2 separate regions of the Mus musculus genome follow, and region 2 is linked to region 1. Evidence: chromatin loops called from intact Hi-C (ENCODE). Cell type or tissue: gastrocnemius. All regions are shown on one strand. Links, peaks and the distances in the headings refer to the core of each region. The heading gives the core; the rest is flanking DNA.

Region 1 (9,530 bases), core at 3,664-6,163:
TGTTAAAGCAAGCACATGAAAGGACATGTGATGAAGGGTTTTTTGCTAACAACACACATGTATTAGTCTGCCTTATATTGCATAGTTGAGCTCCTTTTATTGGGACTTCATAGAAAGAAATGCACAAAAAAACTTCTGGTGGTGTGCTGCAGCTTCTTACTGCTTCCAAGTATTCTGGCCAATTGGCAGAGTGATGTCAGCTGGGGCAAGACACGTGGTGAGGCAAGATCCATGGAGGGCACTTGATATTTGGAGAGTATAAAGAGGACTCAACGGACTGTGAGAGGAGCTTGGCTTGCTTGCATAGCTAAAAGCTTCTTGGTCTTGCATCTTAGTTGATCTTCCCTTTGTTGAGAGAGACAAAGTAGAGAATTTCTCCTGATGTCCTTGCTGGTCCAAATCCCTCCTGCCATCTCATGCCAATTCAGCTGAGGCCTGACGGTCTCTGCTAGGTCGCGCCACTGCTGCTGGTTTGTTTGCTCTCCTGACTCTGCTGAACTGAATTGCTGGTGTGTTTGTGAAGTGTCTGCGAGATGAATGAGCTGCCACCACTGACCTGGGAACAACAAAGATCGAATTTGCTCCAAAGAACCATTTCTAAACAGGCCCACTTCCCTCGTATCCTTTCTTTTCCACTATCTCTGGTGGGTGGTGGGCTAGAAGGAAGGTTAAAGCATTTAATAACTATCATTAAAAGTAGGCTTTGGCTGGGCGTGGTGGCGCATGCCTTTAATCCCAGCACTCAGGAGGCAGAGGCAGGCGGATTTCTGAGTTCGAGGCCAGCCTGGTCTACAAAGTGAGTTCCAGGACAGCCAGGGCTACACAGAGAAACCCTGTCTCGAAAAACAAAAACAAACAAAAAAGGTAGACTTTGAAAAATTCAAGTTACAGATGCCAGTGGACTTGAAGTGCAGGGAGCCTGAGATCATAGCTGCAACCAATTAATGGTCACTAGTCAGAGATAGGCCCCCAAGTGAGAGCAGTGTGAAGGCTGACTTGGTAATTCATAGGTGGGAGCCCAAACTGTGACCACCAGAAAATCTCAAATTGAAAAAAAAATGCACATTTGAGATTTTGAGATTGGTAAATTATTCTGTTCTGTTTCAGAGTTCAGACATTTGGAGATATATAGAAAAGATCAGATGCAATCAGAGACCGAATCTCTGAAACAAAAAAGAGGAGTCCTTCTGATCTCCTGTGACCGTGTGAGGTATATTTGATAAATGAGATTTATAAATTCCTAACATCTATTCAGGCTGGCAGAAACTGACCTAAGGATATATTTCTAGCCTCTTTAACTTTGCTAACTTGTTCAACTTTAGCTATTTGGATAAACTGAGATATACAAAAACAAAAAACAAAAAAAAACTAATATTATGTAATGATACACTATAAAAAGATAAAATTTAAGATTCCTAGTCTTTCTGTAGATTGTATTTATAATTTTTAAGGTTCTCAATCCCTCTATGAATTTATTATTTAAAGTTTTATTTTCCTGCTAGAGATTTTCAAGTAAATCTTCAATTTAAATGTTAAAAGTAAAACTTAACAGGGGATAACATTGTAAAATCCTAATTTCATAAAAGCTGAATACTTGCAGACTGTTGAAGACAATTAAGACATGCAAATTAATGGTCAGTCACCTTATAAATGATCTAATTCTTTAATGTGCTCAGAACTGCATTTATAAGCATGCCCAGTACAAATGTAATTCATTTACAGGGACAGGCTTTATTTAGCCTCCTGTTTTCAAGGATAAGACTCAAAAAGTATACAAAAGTAAAATTTAAAATAAGGTATACTTAATATCCCCAAAACTCCTCAGAGATTTGCTGAATATGGTATTTAAAATGTCTACTAAAAAAATCTTCCCATGATAGACAAAACACCATATCCTGGCAGACATAAGTTCTCCCCCAAAGAAGTTGATTCCATCTCAATTGTGGGAATGCTAACCACTGAGAAAACAGCCCTGTGTTTTGCCTACTGCAACCATCCAGCCCAAACTGTGGAGAAGCAGGACACTGGAGAGTTGATTGTCCCTCTTGGCCTCACCAAGGTAGGCAGGCTGGTGTCCTCATCCACAGGAAAGGATTTCAGATTTCTGGTTCTGGCAACCAAAGACTGATCCAGCCCTGTGTGGCAGTCAAGGAGTTAATGCTGTCCTGTCCTGTGCTAGTGCTGAGGGCTGATGCCTCTCAGGGTGTTAGCATTTTGTATAAGCTAGGCCCCACAGTTATCTGGCAACAGCAGATGTGCCTGACTCACTATAAAGGGGGATGTTTGGCTCCTCCTCTCTCTTGCTCTTGCCTTCCTGCGCTCACTCTGTCTTCTCATCTGTCTCCTCTATCCCTATTTCCTTCCCCCCTCTCTCTCCACATGCTCATGACCAGCCTCTCTCTACTCCTCTATTCCTCCTTCTCTCTCTCTCTCTCTCTCTCTCTCTCTCTCTCTCTCTCTCTCTCTGTGTGTGTGTGTGTGTGTGTGTGTGTGTGTCTCTACTACACTCTTAACTCCCCTCCCCATTGTTGGGATTACAGAAAAGATGAAGAGCTAGGCAGTGTGGCAGCACTTTAATCCCAGCACTTGAGAGGCAGAGGCAGGCAGATTTCTGAGTTCGAGGCCAGCCTGGTCTACAGAGTGAGTTCCAGGACAGCCAGAGCTATACAGAGAAACCCTGTCTCCATAAACCAAAAAAAAAAAAAAAAAAAAAAAAAGGGTAGTAGAGCCAGAGACAGGCAGAGAGAAGGAAAGAGTAGAGAAGCAGAGGCCAGCCATGAGCATGTGGAGAGAGGGGAAAGGGAAAGGGAAGAGCCCAAGAGGACAAGAGAGAAGCAAGCTGGAAACAGGAGTAAGAGAGGGAGGAGGGGGCAAGCAGCCCCTTTTATAGTGGGCCAGGCCTACCTGGCTATTGCCAGGTAACTGTAGGGAGGAGCATACCTGGCTATTGCCAGGTAACTGTGGGGTGGAGCTTAGACAGAATGCTAACATTCCCCTGTTTTGGTTTAATTAAAAAAAGAAAAAAATTAGAAAGAGGTGATGGTGAAGCAGGAATAGGGTCCTTGTAATATGTGGCTGCTTCATGCTGGCATTGGAGGTAACATGTCTCTAGGGAACCTAGAAGAATGGGTATGGGGGATGTTGGTCCAGTCTTAGGAGAGTTGGCTGTTTCCTTGCTGTCCAGGGACTGTGGAGCCATCTGAGGATAGGTCAGAAGGAACAGGTCCAGTAGAAGTGTCTGTGTTTGTGACAGGAGACTGGAACATCTGGAGGTTGCTTTTCAGGAGCTATCCTGGGCATAGTAAGCACCTGGACTTGAAAAGATATTGAAAATATATTATTACAGGTAGAGAATAAGATTAAGTACATTTGGGAAAAACATTTTTCTTAAGATGTACATTTGAAACCCAGAGGAATCCCACCCTCTGGAATGGCTTGGGCAGATGTAATTATCTGGATGGAGCCTATTTGGTCCATGAGAGGTGGATCTGAGTGGGTGTCCTGTAGCTTATAAATTTATAAAAGAAATAACTACATGAGTTGACAACATAAATAGTCCTTAAGATGAGCCTTTTGTGGAGCAGAAGGAACAAGATGAAAAAGTTGAAAAAGTTGGATCATATAGTGAAATGTTTCATTAGAGTTAGGCAAAGTTATAGGAACTCAGATAATGTTAGGACAGTGGCATAGCAAGAAGAGGAAATAAGAAGCATTTGATGAATGGAAACAGAGTTTAGGTAAGGAGAGAACAGATTACATCTGTGAAAGCTTTTTTCTAGCTGTCAATGTAGTCAGAAGTTTGGGGAATAAACAGTACTTTAGCAGTTAAAAAGTGACAGAGTTCACTAGCCAAAAGTTCCCATAGACTCTATGGCAACTTGGGCGGTCAGTCTGGCTTTCAAGCACAGAAGACGAAGGGCTTTTTCTGTGGAATGGATATGCATGACATGAGAAATGACTTACCTTGGTTTAGCTAAGTCATTGGACTCAGAGTATCCAGTGTTGCCCACTGAGTATTTCAGCGATTATCATATCACAATCCAGGCAGCATCCTGTAGTTGTGTCCACATCTTCTTAGACCATCTACCACCCTGGGCCAACTGTTAAAGACTTTGGGAATTCTGTCTGTCATAAACTTAATAATTAACAAACTTCTGACAGGATTGAGCACTATGTAGATTGGCTATAACTGAATATAATTTAATGACAGTAGTAAAAATCATATTAAGACAGGATAGGAATGAAAACCTTAGGTAACTTTGACAGGCTGTGTAGGTAGAGAAAAGTATATTTTTGTATTAGCAAAGAAATGTTCGGCTAGGACTAGAATAAGAAAGCTGGCAGCAATGGCATAAGGTCATGGTGACAGAAAATGAGTCTGTCCACGCAGGTTCAGGCCTGTGACACAAACTAGGCACGCAGGCCACGAGAACAGGCCAGGGGTGTGGGAACATGGATAGGTAACCACTTGGGCCTTTTTGACTGCATAGCCCACATGGCAGAGGCTGGGTGGCAGCAGCTCCCATAGTAGAGGTCTGTGAAACTCACAGCAGCCAGTAGGTGGTGGTGGTTCTGTGCGGTAGGGCATGGTGGCTGTAGCTGCACAGTGGCCTGCAGGTCGCTGTCCCACCACTAGGGGGCCCCCGCAGCAGCAGCAGCACCACATTACGGGCTTGGTGACTGTAGCTGCACAGCGCAGCTGGTGGACCTGTGGGGAAGAGACGCAGCAAGTCAGGCCGGAGGGTCTGCACGGTTGAGGGGCGGGACTTCCTGCTCACGGCCAGAAGTCACAGGGAGGGGCATCCTACTTGCTGCTGGAAGTCCTGGGCAGCATTCCTGCTGTCAGAGTCCTAAGTGGGCAGGGAAAAGGAAGCACCTGAAATAGCGTGTTCCATATCCTAACAATGAAGTTGTGGCACATTGCACCCCTAGTCTTTATAAGTCCTGAGTAGAGTGGGAGATAGATAGGGAAAGAGGAAGGGAGGAAGAGGCTTGCTAGTTCAGGAAAACAGCTTCTTTGGTGGGGGGGGGGGGGGGGGCGGCAACAGACGGGACCCCTGGCAGGACGCAAGGGGTAGGGACATACCCACTTTTCCCACCATGAATTGAGAGCAGGGCTAAGGAGCAGAGTGGGAAGGGCAGCAAGTAGGGTCCAAACTGGTTGAACTAGTCTGCAGCAAGCTGCAAATGAGGGAGGCAGGGGCCAGCCGAGCTTGAGTGGGCTGAGGGAGCGCACTGACAGTCAGGGGGAGATGGATACAGAGCCAAGAGCAAGAAGTGGGGAAGGGCAGCAGAGTCCCTGGCAGGGGGCAGAGCTAGACCCACTTGAACCGGCAGAACCAGCTGCCGCAGCAGGAGCTGCAGCAGGAGCTGGAATCAGCAAATGAGGGAGGGGAAAGGGGGGAGGGGAAAAGTCTGTGTCATCGGTCATTAGCGAGAAAGTAACAGTTTAGCAGAGATGTAGAGATACTGTTTTAGACCAAGACACCCCATTAAATCGAGGCAGAGACAGTGAAGTGACCCCTGGGTAAGAGAATCGGATTAACTGCCCCTGCCAGTGTCCTGAGGGCATTAATAACCCAAGAGAGATTCTAGCATAGGCCAGAACACCAGGTCATCATGTAGGGGCCTGGGGGCTAACACTCAGCCGGTGCTCTTGAACCAGAGACCGGTTCACCTGGGCCCAGGAATTTCTCTGGCATGGGGAGGGGAGTTAAGAGGGTAATAGAGACAGAGAAAGACAGAGGAAAGGAGAGAGTAGAGAAGTAGAGGCCGGCCATGACCACATGGCGAGAGGGGAGAAGGGAAGAGCCCAAGAGGGCAAGAGAGAAGCAAGAGGGAAACAGGAGTAAGAGAGAGGAAGGGGCAAGCAGCCCCTTTTATAGTGGGCCAGGCCAACCTGGCTGTTGCCAGGTAACTGTGCAGAGGAGCATACCTGGCTATTGCCAGGTAACTGCAGGGTAGAGCTTAGACAGAATGCTAACACTCATGCTCTATTTTATACTATACCATCACATGGCTGGTCCCTCAGAGGGAAAGGGATGCCTTGGCCTGGGCCTGCAGAGGCACTCCCTTCCCCCCATACCTGACTACACCTCCTCTAAAACATATTCCTTCTCTTGCTTTATCTTTTTATAAAGCACAACACTGAGAACTCTGCTTCCAAGGAGAAACAAAGTGAATATGTCAGGTAACCATTTAAGTAATGTGTAAGCCTCTGTCATTTTAATCAATACAAAGGTCATTTGCACTCCCTACTCAAATGTAACCTGGTCAGGTTTATGATGAGACTAGTGGCTAACTGTAGCTTTATCAGTTTAGCACCAGCAAGCAACCAACTTCTCACCCAATGGCTGTACCTGCTTGTTCAGTCCGTTTCTACATGAAGGCAGGCCTTGTTTTTTTCTAGAGATACTAGGTCTCTTGCTGGCAAAGTCAAAATCCAGTTTCCCCTGCTGACAGGCTTCATACTAAAAAGAAGGGATAAACTCATAAAACAGGTTTCAATGTAAAATTTTGCTACTCCTTTATTTAAATTAACTTACTTAGCCATGACTGCTCTCAATTATCAGCTAACCATGTCTCATGGTAAATAACTGGATTAAAAAGATATAAGGGCTGGAGAGATGGCTCAGCGATTAAGAGCACTAACTGCTCTTCCGAAGGTCCTGAGTTCAAATCCCATTAACCACATGGTGACTCACAACCATCAGAATTGAGATCTGATGCCCTCTTCTGGTGTGTCTGAAGACAGCTACTCACACATAATAAATATATCTTTAAAAAAAGATTTAAAACTTATGTAAGTTATAAAAGTCTAAAAATAATTTGAAATATATAAATTTAAGTTATAAAGATCGAAAAATGATTTGAAGTCTCTGTCCTATCTATATGTATTTCCAGCCCTCCAGATAGAGATAAGAATGTTCACATTTTAAACCAAGAATCATCTTAGGGGAGGGGGCAAGCTTTTTCTCTAACTCAAAGGCATTAGTCTATTCAAACTGTTTACAGACATGTGTAAACTCCTTTTTCTACAATGAGGACTTCAGTGCAAATGAAAACAATGGTAACAATATTATTTTTAAAACTTTTATCTCTTTTACTAAACTTCAGGGAGTTGTGACTTGGATCTACCTATTACAGGTCAAACAGAAACCAGATAAGTACTCCTGTCAATCAAGAGCTTAAGCTTTCTTTCCCCTTGAGGGTGGGTTCTCTCCTAATGTAAAAACTTCTCCTAGGTTTCTGAACTTTACCTTATGTCTCCAGTCTATATCTGCCCCAACAGATTTCCTATCAACTAAAGACTACAAACACACCAACCTCCAGTGAGCCTTCAGAACCAATAAGCCCAGAATTGCTGAAAACCAATGTAAACCCAGATGCTTCTGACCGAATTTCTTATCAGCTGTCAACCAGTATTCCAGACTGCTCAAAGCAGCCTAGACTTTACTAGCTCTAGGTGGTCCAACAGAGCCCAGGCAGCAAAGCAGTTGCATCCTGTCCTTTTGTCCTTTAACCAGCATTTCAACATTCCTGGGCCCTGACAACAAGATCCTAATTTCAGCCAGGAAACAGCTACAAAAGAGAATATGTCTCCCCTTATTTCCAACAAAAGACTAAAATATTAGATCCAAAGGAAACTAGTGCCTCTCTACCAGAGTCCCTTCCCTTCTCTCTGGAAAAAGGAAAAAATGGCTACCTGTGGTGCCTATTGCCATACCAGGACCCATGTTCATCTCTAGACTCTTTCACTATCATAAATATCTCTTAAAAATCAGAGACTTACAAAACTTAGAAAAAGGGATTCTCAAGATGGAGGTTAGGTTGAAGAGGTCCCTGAAGGTGTCATACAAGGAAGTGAACTGTGTGAAAAGATAGGAATAAAAACCTGGTGCAGATTTACTTCATCCACCTGGATCAGACTTCAGGGAGTCTAATCCCAGGCAATTCATTGCCACCATATTTAAAACACATTATGATTTAGAAAATGGCTTCCATGCAGCAATTAATCAGTTTCATGGAGTTTTATAATAACAGAACAAAGAAAGGTATAAATCAAGACATTTTAAAAATACATTGGGCTGGAGAGATGGCTCAGCAGGTTAAGAGCACTGACTGCTCTTCCAGAGGTCTTGAGTTCAAATCCCAGCAACCACATGGTGACTCACAACCATCTGTAATGGGATCTGGTGCCCTCTTCTGGCACACTGGTATACATGCAATTCTCATATACCTAATATAAATAAATCTTAAAAACAAACAAAAAAAACCAACCAAAACCAAAACCCCCCCAAAAAAACTCAGTAAAAAAAAATTGATGGGGGTAGTGGTATGAGACAAGCATCTGGGTCCTAATTTCAAGCAGGAGGAAGAGGATGTAGTGCATACTGAGGGGAAATGACTGCCGAACACAAACCAGAAGTCATAGGAACGATCATAGGATCATAGTTGTCATGTAAAAATATTTTTACCGAAAAAGCAGCTTGAATGTCTGCCGAAATATTCAAGTTTACCCAAAGAGAGGCACCACTAGAACACTAATGAGAGATCGTGATGCAGCTGCCCTTCTGGATTTTTTAAAAATAATGTGTGACCCTTCACCTTTGATCCCCTGAGCTGCATTACCTTGGGTTGTTGAGAGGATAATTGAAAACTCAGAAGAAAGGTGCTTTTGCAACTGAGCCTTGTCCTATGGTTGGGCCAAGAGGCAGTGGTAAGGAACTACGTGGGGGAGGGCACGGATCATGGCTGTGGAGGCAGGCTGCTGAGATTCAGGTTCCACCTTGACCTCTTGCAAGGGTTCTGACTGCAGCATGGGATATATACAGAGAAATCCAGTCTCAAAAAACTCAAAAAAAAAAAGTTTTAGGGTCATTTTTGGGTTCTTCTGTATTTATTTTTAGAATTTTAGGCAGTTTCTCTCTCTCTTTATTTTTATTTATTTATTTGTTTGTTTGTTTGTTTTGTTTCTTTTGTTTTGTTTTGTTTTGTTTTGTTTTTAGAGAAAGGGTTTCTCCTTGTAGTCCTGGATGTCCTGGAACTCTGTAGACCAGGCTGGCCTTGAACTCAGAAATCCACCAGCCTCTGCCTCCCAAGTGCTTGTATTAAAGGCGTGCGCCACCACAGCCAGAATTAGGGGTTTTTTAAAAAAGTTTTGTATGGTATTTAGAAGAGTGTTTTTGTGGGGATTTTTTGTTTGTTTGTTTTGTTTGTTTTGGTTTGGTTTTTTTTTTGGTTTTCAGGGTTCTAGTGTATATTTAGTGTTTTTTTCTGGGTTTTTAAAGGATTTTAGAGTATGTTAGGTTTTGGGGCTTTTTTATAGGCTTTAGGGGTTTTTTTAGGGTTTTACTGTTTTGTTTTTTAAAGGGTCTTTTTTAGTGTTCTTGAGTTTTTTTTAATTTTAGGGTTTTATTTTGGGGGTTTAAGATTTTTAGGGTTGTCGCTAACACCATTGCATACACTAGCAAGATTTTGCTGATAGGACCCAGATATAGCTGTCTCTAGTGAGACTACGGCGGGGCCTA
Region 2 (9,530 bases), core at 4,175-6,674, 310 kb after region 1:
AAAAAAAACCTGACAGAGGCACTAGACTGCAGGTAAACAGAGAACTTACTTCTCTGCTGTTTATACTCAAGGAGCTCTCAAAGTCCAGAGATGAGTCTCTGGCTGCTTTCTGATTGTATCCTTCTAAATGTCTTACAAGTACCTCAAAGTTAATAAGTCTGAAAGCAAAGTCATCTCTCTCCCACATCTGATAGAATTATTCTTCCCCCTTAGTTCCCTGAGTCTTGAAAATAACATTTACACAGCAAAATAGCCAGAAACTATCCATAAGTCCCATCTCTCCTTCATGTCTCCTAAACCTAAACAGTGTCCAGAGCCCAATGATTTCCTTCACCCTTACTTTCTTTTTTATTTGTCTTCTTTGCATCCTGATGCCACTACCTTTAATCGGTTCTTCATCTCTCATCTATTACCATTCATTACCTGGTCCCTGCGCTACTCTGCCTCCTCAGCTCTGCCTCTACTCTCTGGCCCAAATTAGCTCTCTCAAAAGAATTCTGCTCTTATTGATCCTATGATGGATAGTGTGGATTATATGCTAAGGATCTATATCATTATGTAAGCTTGTTTTTGCATATAGCTGAAACACAAAACAAATTTAAAAAAAACTAACCAAAAACCTCTCACCTCTAAGACTCCATTGTAGCCAGCATTGTGGGTGTAATAATAGGAGATGGTGAGGCAGAAAGCCATATCATCACTGCTTCTGTTCCTGAACACCGTGGTGAGGACATTGGGGGTTTCTGTAGCTTTGTTACCATAATCCTGGGGTCTGATAATTATCTCTGTACTTTCTGTGAACCAGAGAAAGGGTCCCTTTTCTTTATCTAGAAGATATGATGAGATACTACTCAATAGTCAGAGCAAGGGTAGTTTCTAGATTTTGAGAAAGCAAATAAAATAGGGCACTCCCAGAATCCTTTATGCCTCCCCTGCCCTCCTTGTGGCAGAGATAGGAAGTACTTTGATAAGGTTCTGGGAGTCAGTCTTAAAAGCCCAGCCTAAGCCTTGCCTTACCATCCTATCCATTAATTTTATAAGCCCTTGATTTCCTACACTAAGACACGTTCTGTTGAAAACTAACATGCTTTGTTTCTTCCAGCTGAGACTCAACTTATATAACTCCTTGGTTCTAATGTCTTCAGTGGCTCCCCACTGCTCTTATTGCTCTTAATGGCAAATTCTATAGCATGGCATACAATGTCCTGCCCACATGGTATTCTTCGATTTCTTTAACCTCAGCTTTTACCAGTGCACTTTCATTTTCTACTCTGCAGCTACACAGAACCTTCAGCAGTTCTGGTACTCTATCAGGCTTTCTAGTTTTACAGACTAGGCAAATTGTTGCCATCTTCCCATTCCCTACTACAAAGCACAGTTCGGGTGTCACCTCCTCCAGTCTAGGCTTTCTCTGACCATGCTGTCTTCCCCCACATCCACCACAGTATGTCACATCTCTCAAGTACTTCATAATCATTTGTTAAATGCAAAAATGTGGCTTCCTTCTCTAGCCTGCACTCAGAGTCCTATATTCCAACCAGAGTGGCAAGGCCTTGTGGGATCACAGAGAAAATCAAAACTTTCATATTCCAGGTTCTCGGATAGAGAAAAGCAATCTGTTCAAGATTACACAGCTAACTACTAGCAAATAGAGACCAAAATTCTTATGCTTTGAGTCTCAAAAGTCTACACTCGCAGCATGGCATTTGATCTAAGGCTTCTTAATGGAACCAATGATAATGTAGGAACTTGTACTCAAAGCGTAAAACAAACCCAAAAAACTCACTCAATTTAAACAACAATACCTTCCACCCCTTATCCACCCTTTCTACTACTAATATGAAAGTTTCTGGGACTCTCTTGCTTTCTGCAATGTCTTGATTACCTACTTTCCACACAAATTCCCACAATGATGAGAAAATTCTTCCATCTAGAGATAACCCCGAAAACTTTGGGTAAATCTCAGTTCATAGCTATCACTTTGAGACAGGTGTTTTCACTACTGTCATGGCTATGGATAAGAAGCTATTCATTCATGAAAGAATGTGGAATATAAGTATTTCCAAATTCACACTAGTTCTTAGGACCCATATACAGTTCCACAGAAAATGATAACCATTAACACTTATAAAGTACTTATTCTGTGCCAGGTACTATTCTGAGCCCCTTCAATGTGTTAACTATTTAAATACTCAGAACCCTATGAAATATATAATATTTTGCAAATTCTAGCTATGTAAAAGCTGGGTCAAAGTGAGTCGAATAACTTGTCCAATATAGCATTCCTAGCAATTAGTCGAATACAAATATAAATCCAAACAATATGGCCCCAAAGCCAATATTCTGTTATATGATAATGCATATCCTGAGTCATAGGGATAAACTGCTTCAATGTCTTGACCTGGGCTTTGCAGAGGGAAGGTCATTAATAACAGACCAGAAAATGGAATTGGTCCCCATTAGAAATTTTTACAAGCATGGTTCAGAAATACTGTAACTTGACACCACAGAGCTGCATTTTGGCACCCTTGATCAATCACACAGGACTTTAATGTACATGACCCTGATTTGCATGGCAGAAACTGCACAACTGAAAATAACTTACAATGTGGATCATTCTAACCTCCCAGAACTGTACACCGGCCAACCTAGATAGTCCTTAGCACAACTCAAACTACACACCATGAAACTGCACCTCTCCCAAATAGAGGCAACATCCGATACAACCTGAAGCCCCTCATCCCCACCCAGCAGCCTGCTCCCCTAAGCTGAAGTAATATTCTAGTTTACTACTCAGCCCCCTGCCTTCTTTTGACCTAATTAATAAGCTATTCTTCTGATATAAACGGTAAATCCCTTGTCTGTTACAGTATCGATTAGATGCATAAACAGCCCATTACATGTTTCACTGTTCTACTCTGCCAGATCCAAAAGAAGATTTCTAGGTATGAAACTCTTCTTTCTGGCAGAGAAAGGTTAACTCCTGGTTGGGTTTTGTTTATCATGTTTCAAGCAGATACTAAAGTCCCACTTCTTCCAGGAAGTACTCTCAAGAAAGTTTTTACATTTTAACTTTATCCCTCTCACACTGTATTTACTGACTGGTAAATTAATCCCCAACCCACCCTACTTAGTAACTCTTCCTGCTTGTCACGGCCAGTCTACAGGTACTGAATCCTATTTGTTCATTTGTGTTCCTTATACTACTTTTATTTATGTTACTAGATGCTCTTTTATGTCTGTCCATTCTGTTTGAGAGAACAAGAACACCTGTTTAATTATTCAGCACAGACATCTGCACGACTATAAAATAAGCCCAATTCAATAAGCACTTATTCTGACAGCCAAACAAGCTTCTCGGAGAGCTTGCATTCTAACGGAGAAGACAGCCAATGATGCACATAATTTCAATGCTATATGTTAAGTGTTCCAAACAAAGTCAGATAATTAATGAAGTTGTTAATGATTAGAGTGTGAATTGTAGAATGAAGGAATAATCAATTGTTTCTTTCCAATGTTCCTAGATAGATAGAAATCTTCTCTATAATATATGTGAAGCAGTAGTGGGGCACGTGCTGGGCACCCATGGTACTGGGCTAAAATGTATTTTTATTGAACTATTCCCATTATTCTTAGAAGATGAAATTATTATCATTACTTTAAAGAGGGAGAAATTACAGCTAAGTGTTTGCATCATCTGGCCACAACCATATATGTAGGATATAGAAATAGGAGGACTGAAATTTGTTTTCTTTTTTTTTTTCTGAAATTTGTTTTCAAAGCTTACACTTTTTCTCCATTTCAGAGCAATGGCTCTCTCAAGTGTTGTAAGTAATCCATGAGGGTGTCAAACTCAAATCCCTCCTAAATACTTTCCCCTACACAACACTTTCCAGAAAGATAAACATAACATTTTCTTTATTATGTTTTAATTATTATCTATGTGCATATTTGTCTATATGTGTGTATGCTGACTTGTGTCCAGGTACCTGCAGAGGCCAGATGATATCAGATCCCTTGGAGCTTCAATTTATAGGGGAATGTGAGCCACTCAGGGTAGGTGCTGGGAACCTAACTTCAGTCATTTGCAAGAACAACAGTGCTCTAAATCACCAAACCATATCTCTAGCCCTTAACATGACCAGCCTTTCACTCTATATCCTTCAGACCATGTATTCAAGTATCAAGCTGGAAGTGAAAATGGGGAACAGAGTAGGTCTATCATCATTCTTATTTTAAACACTTATCTGTTTATTCTTCATTAGAAAGAACTCACCAAACAGTTGATGTTCAAAGGCATATCCACAATGCCTTGAGTAACTTATAGGAAAATGTAGATTAAAAAAAAGTGAAACTTTCACATACAAGTTCAATCTCTGTTTCTTGGTAGGTTTGTAACTTTAGACAAGTCTCTTCATGTCCTTATTTTTCAAAAAGCTCCTTTTCAGTTGTAGCTTAAAATAAAGCACTGATTGTTTTAAATCCTCAACAATTTGGCTGAAGGTGGAACAGGCTGGACTTGGTCCTGAGGTGGTTCCCTGGACATTAGATGATGAATTACTAGCTGTAGTTAAATAAGTAGATTGCCTATAATTAGACCATAGTGGGTAGACTTTTAGAGAGGAATCAAAGAAGGATAGTGAATCAGACTGTCTATGAATCCTTTTCTCCTGGATAGGTACAAGTTTAGCTCTCTCACCTCCTCAAAACTGCTCTACCCTGACCACATTCTCTAACACCGTATGTCACTTCCTAACTAACCCTTTAGCTTACTTTTCTCCTAAAAATTTTGTCGTGACCTGCACTATTACACAATTCTTTGCTTATAGATTTATTGTTTCCCTTTTATAGAATGGAAGCTCTGTGGAAGCAGAGACTATTTTTCTTAACTGCTCTACTCTAGGCTCCTAAAACAGTGTTTAGCACACAACAATAACATGTCTAATGCCTGCATAACCAAATGAACCCATGCCTAAATGGATAAAGGACAAAGTTCAGGACTCTTGACTCAAAGTAGGATATAGAAGATACTCATCATAGAAAGAAAGCATCAGCTGCAGCCTGTGAATACCAACCTTGGCTGCACAGCTAAGCCCAGCCCCTTTAAGGGCCTTGGATAGTAAGAACTCCACAAGGAACTAAAAGATCCAGCCTACTGGCTAAGAATTGAAGTACCCCTTCCGATTTCTGTTCCCTGGTGGCCACCGGGAGGTCTTTTTTCAGGAAATGCTTCCTATACCGCCCTCCTGTGGCCAACAGGCATGAATAAGCATGTGAATAAATACAGAAGAACTGCAATTTCCTCCTGTTCCTTTGCTTAGATCTATTTCAATCCTATTTCACATTTATTTTTGGACAATTTCAGTTCTATTTCAAACAAGCTTGTAGGCCAGGCCATCTGTCTCTACTCAGGGTACAGAGAAGACTTGCTAGGAAAGAATAGGAAAGATCCAAAAGGCTGTGCAGAGGAAGGGCAATGGTTCCCCTTAGGGTTATTATCTTTCTGGGGTAGTTAAAACCATATTTGCATCAATTCAAGATCGAGACAGACTATGAATGTGTTTGTTAGTATTATGACCCAGTGTTTAGTTTTGGAGCCTAAGCTCCTAAATAGTTACTTTCCTGGTTCCCATGACTCATTTGGAGAGCTACCACTCTAATTTTCACGCCTGAGTTTTATTTGCAAGCTTCATTTCAACTCTAGGTCACTGGATGGACATTCAGGACACTAAACACTCATCATCACATTAACTTTAGAATTTTCCTTGTAAGAAATACTAAACAAGAATTACATAAAAGAGGAAGAGTTGGGGTGAAGATGATCAACATAAGTTGTATGAAATTCTCAAAGAATTAATACAATTTAAAAAAAATAATTGTATATATAAGTGATTAGATAGGCATATTATATAAGTAAGCTGAAATTGGGTTATGAGGAGGAAACTTATTTCAGCTGGAGAATTTTTCAGGACCTGGGTTTGAAAATTTACATAGCTCAGTGAAGCCGGAGACAATTTTGCAGTGATATCTTGAGTGAAACTGTCAGGAGAAGGCTGGATACCACCAAAGCCTGGTAAAAAGACATTTGCAAGATAGTAGTTTATAGAGATCCATGAGCCCCCAGGTCACACTTCTGAAGCTCTCTGTAGACTGACAAGAAGAGTTCATACAATTTTAGTATGTTAAAGCAGCATGATACAGAATAGTATGTGTGATAAATGATCTTTTGGATAAAAAAGAGGAGGCATATGCTTACTCTGATTATATCTACATTTCAAAATTCTGAAGAGATACATAAAAAGCTATAAAGCTATTGGCCTACCCTATGGACCTACCCTATAGTAGGTGGAGAAACAATACCAACTTACTCATTCTTATAGATTGATTTTGTTTGACCATGCAAATATTATTTATTCAAAAGTTAAATAAGAAAAAATGTTAAATTTGCTGAGTAGCCTCCTCATGTCTCTTCCTAGCATAGCACTCTGTCTGTTTATCTAGCTCAATGATTCACTTAGTCAAGCTAGGAAGAAACCCTAGACTTAGAAGTGGTATATATTAATGGTTAAGAATACAAACTTTATGGCTTAGGAGATATCAGTTGGTAAAGTACTTATATCAAGGACTAAGGACCACAGTTCAATTCCCCAGCATGCATATAAAGATATCTGCAGTAGCGTGTATCTGAAAACCTTTCACTGGCAAGGCAGAGTCAGAAGGACCCATGAAGTTTGTTTACCAACTAGTATTCACGAATGGTTCATCTCCACGTTCAGTGAGAGAGTTTGTCTCAAAGAGGAAGATGGAGAGCTTAGCAGGTAAAAACCCAGCATTGATCTCTGGAGCCAATCATCTGAGAGTCAACCTTACCTCTATTTGTGGCTAATTATATGACCTTTAAGCAAGCTACTTAGTGTCCTTGGTTTGTATTTTGTTTGTCTTTTAATTAGAATTGTATACTATCTTAGTATTCTTTCTGTGCTTCATTCTAAGCAAGCACCACTCTTATGTCTCACCTGCAAATCAGGGGCATTATTGTGGTTGTTTGTCAGGGTTTAGTGATGGTATGCATGTGATGTAAAACACTTAAAAGAAATTTCTGACATATAAAACTGTAGCAAATCCTAGTAAATAATACTATTTAAGGATCTGAATACAATCTCTGCCCTCAACTCCTGGCAAATAATATATTCTCTGAGCTTCAATTTCCTTCTATAAATAGAGGACCCAAATAATACCTGCCAAAAAGATAATGACACAATGGATTTAAGCATGCTCTATAGAATGAAATCTATTCAGTTAGGGCTTTGTGCTAAATGAAGATTCCAGTTGCTCAAGGTTCTCCACTCCCGCCTACAGCTTTCAGAATGAGGTTACCACTAATGGACAAAGAACAGGCAACTGGACACGCATCAGAAAGTGAGTCTAAGTTCTTGTCTCCCAAAAGCAGTCAACAAAGACTTCACAAGAGTGGCTGCCATTCCACTGACAGATGATACACAGTATTTTCTTGAAATTATTCTCACTTCTAGGAGGTGCTTAGGCTCAATGCTACCCCAACTTCCTTTTGCTGGTTACAAAACAAGACAAAACCAAACAGAAAAGGAAACGACACAAGTACAAAAGGTACACATACACTTGATTCAAAAGAGGAAAAGAAGGGGTCTGCAACCCTATAGGTGGAACAACAATATGAACTAACCAGTACCCCCAGGAGCTCGTGTCTGTAGCTGCATATGTAGCAGAAGATGGCCTAGTTGGCCATCTTTGGGAAGAGAGACCCCTTGGTCTTGCAAACTTTATATGCCCCAGTACAGGGGAAAGCCAGGGCCAAGAAGTGGGAGTGGGTGGGGAGGGGATCAGGGGGGAGGGTATGGGGGACTTTTGGGATAGCATTTGAAATGTAAATAAAGAAAATATCTAATAAAAAAGAAAAGAAAGAAGTCACTTAATTAAAACAATCAATTCTTTACCTAGCAACCAACTTTTACAGTTTCACATATAAGGCCCTTGCATATACATTTTTTTCTTTGTACCTCACAGTAGCCTGAGGAATCATTCTCATTTTATAAGGAGTAGAAATGTGACTTACAGCTACTCCTACCCACTGCTTTATGGAATTGGAAAGAACAACAGATTGAGAGCCAGAACAGACAGTTCTAGGAAACATGCTCTGGAATCCATACAACTCTATACATTTGGGATTAGGAAAGAACTGCAATATCAGGGTCAAACATAGAACCAACGTTTCCATCCTCCAGGCAAAAACTAGTGCTTGTTATGGTTTCAATATAAAATGTTCCCAGCAAGCTCATCACGCTGAATGCTTGTTTCCCAGCTGGTAGCACTATTTTGGGAGCTGATAGGATCTCCAGGAGGTGGGATCTAGCTAGGGGCATGCTTTTGAAGGTTATTCATCCCTACAATTTTTTCATTCTTTTTGTCAGCTATGAGATAAGCATCCTCCTCTGACTCACATTCTTGCTATCATGATATTATGCATCAAGATTCCAGAATTAATAGAGCTAAAGGACTGTGCCCTCCAAAACCCTGAGCCAAAATAAACCCTTCCTCCCTCAAGTTGTTTCTGTCAAGTATTTTGTCACGACACAAAACAACTAACACCATGATTTGTATAGCAAGAAAGGGAACAACAAATAGAGACCTAAAGAAAACTATTGCCTAAGAATAATTATCTGCACCTTATATTTAAATAGAGTATTATGGACCTGCAAACTTCCTCAGTACATAAGCGTACTTGATGCCAAGACTGATGGACTTTGATCCCCTGGATGCAATGGTGAAAAAAGAAAATTGACTTCTGCAAGTTGGCTTCTGATCACCACACAGGTGTCATGGCAGCAGCACACATATATACAAACATACACGTACAAATAAATGACTAGATAGATGATAAAATATTTTCAAAAGATTTTTGCATCATCCCAGAAACCATGACCTTTTATTGTGTACCAGATTTTTGGCGATCTTGTGAGGGAAGTATAGCAAGAAATAGGAACCTAAAAATGTAACTACCCACACACAAACTTTTTTACCATTTTTCCCTGTTCTATTTTTTTACTCCTTAGTTCTTAGAACTCACATAATTTTAAATTTGTTTTATTTTTTACTTTTTAAAGTTTTGTCTGTTTTATTCACTGTACAGTACCTTAAGAATAGTGCCTGCTGCATAGCAGATGCTCAATAAATATTACTAAATATATAAGTAGATGATTTTTTTACATTTTTGGACAGGTGTGGTGTTAGGACAGAGAAAGACCTCATTTTGCATATGGATAAACTTTCCCAGGAAGAATTTCTGAAACTTCCTGTATTAGTCTATTGCTTACACCCCACTGCATATCTGGTTCAGTAGCATGTCCCCTGCACAAAAAAAAAAAAAAAATCCTGCAAACCCCTTTGCCTTGTGTTACCAATTCCAGGCTTGGTAACTATAGGTAACCTGGGGTTTGCCCCTTTCATTATCTTACTCATCCATTCTACAAACATATACAAAATGTCTACTCTGT

Evidence for each region. Hi-C counts contacts between places; a loop is a spot of excess contacts. Peaks named below come from ENCODE experiments on the same cell type or tissue, not always from the same donor. Only the 100,000 strongest peaks of a DNase experiment are listed, where the experiment ranks them.
Region 2: it touches region 1 in a loop (12-fold over the local background); 7 of 42 quality-filtered maps call a loop at or near these places.

Annotation. Positions count from the first base shown.
Region 1 is chrX:94,861,104-94,870,633 of GRCm38, forward strand. No RefSeq gene overlaps it. Among named protein-coding and RNA genes, the nearest start is that of Gm39526, 130 kb to the left of the region's middle. In gastrocnemius, for the core only: no CTCF peak of the experiment used is centred there; DNase peaks (open chromatin) are centred at 4,634, 5,290 and 5,632; H3K4me3 peaks cover 984 bases.
Region 2 is chrX:95,170,891-95,180,420 of GRCm38, forward strand. It overlaps a transcript of Arhgef9 not described here. Among named protein-coding and RNA genes, the nearest start is that of Arhgef9, 9.1 kb to the left of the region's middle. In gastrocnemius, for the core only: a CTCF peak has its summit at 5,238 (motif pointing left); a DNase peak (open chromatin) is centred at 5,227; H3K4me3 peaks cover 252 bases.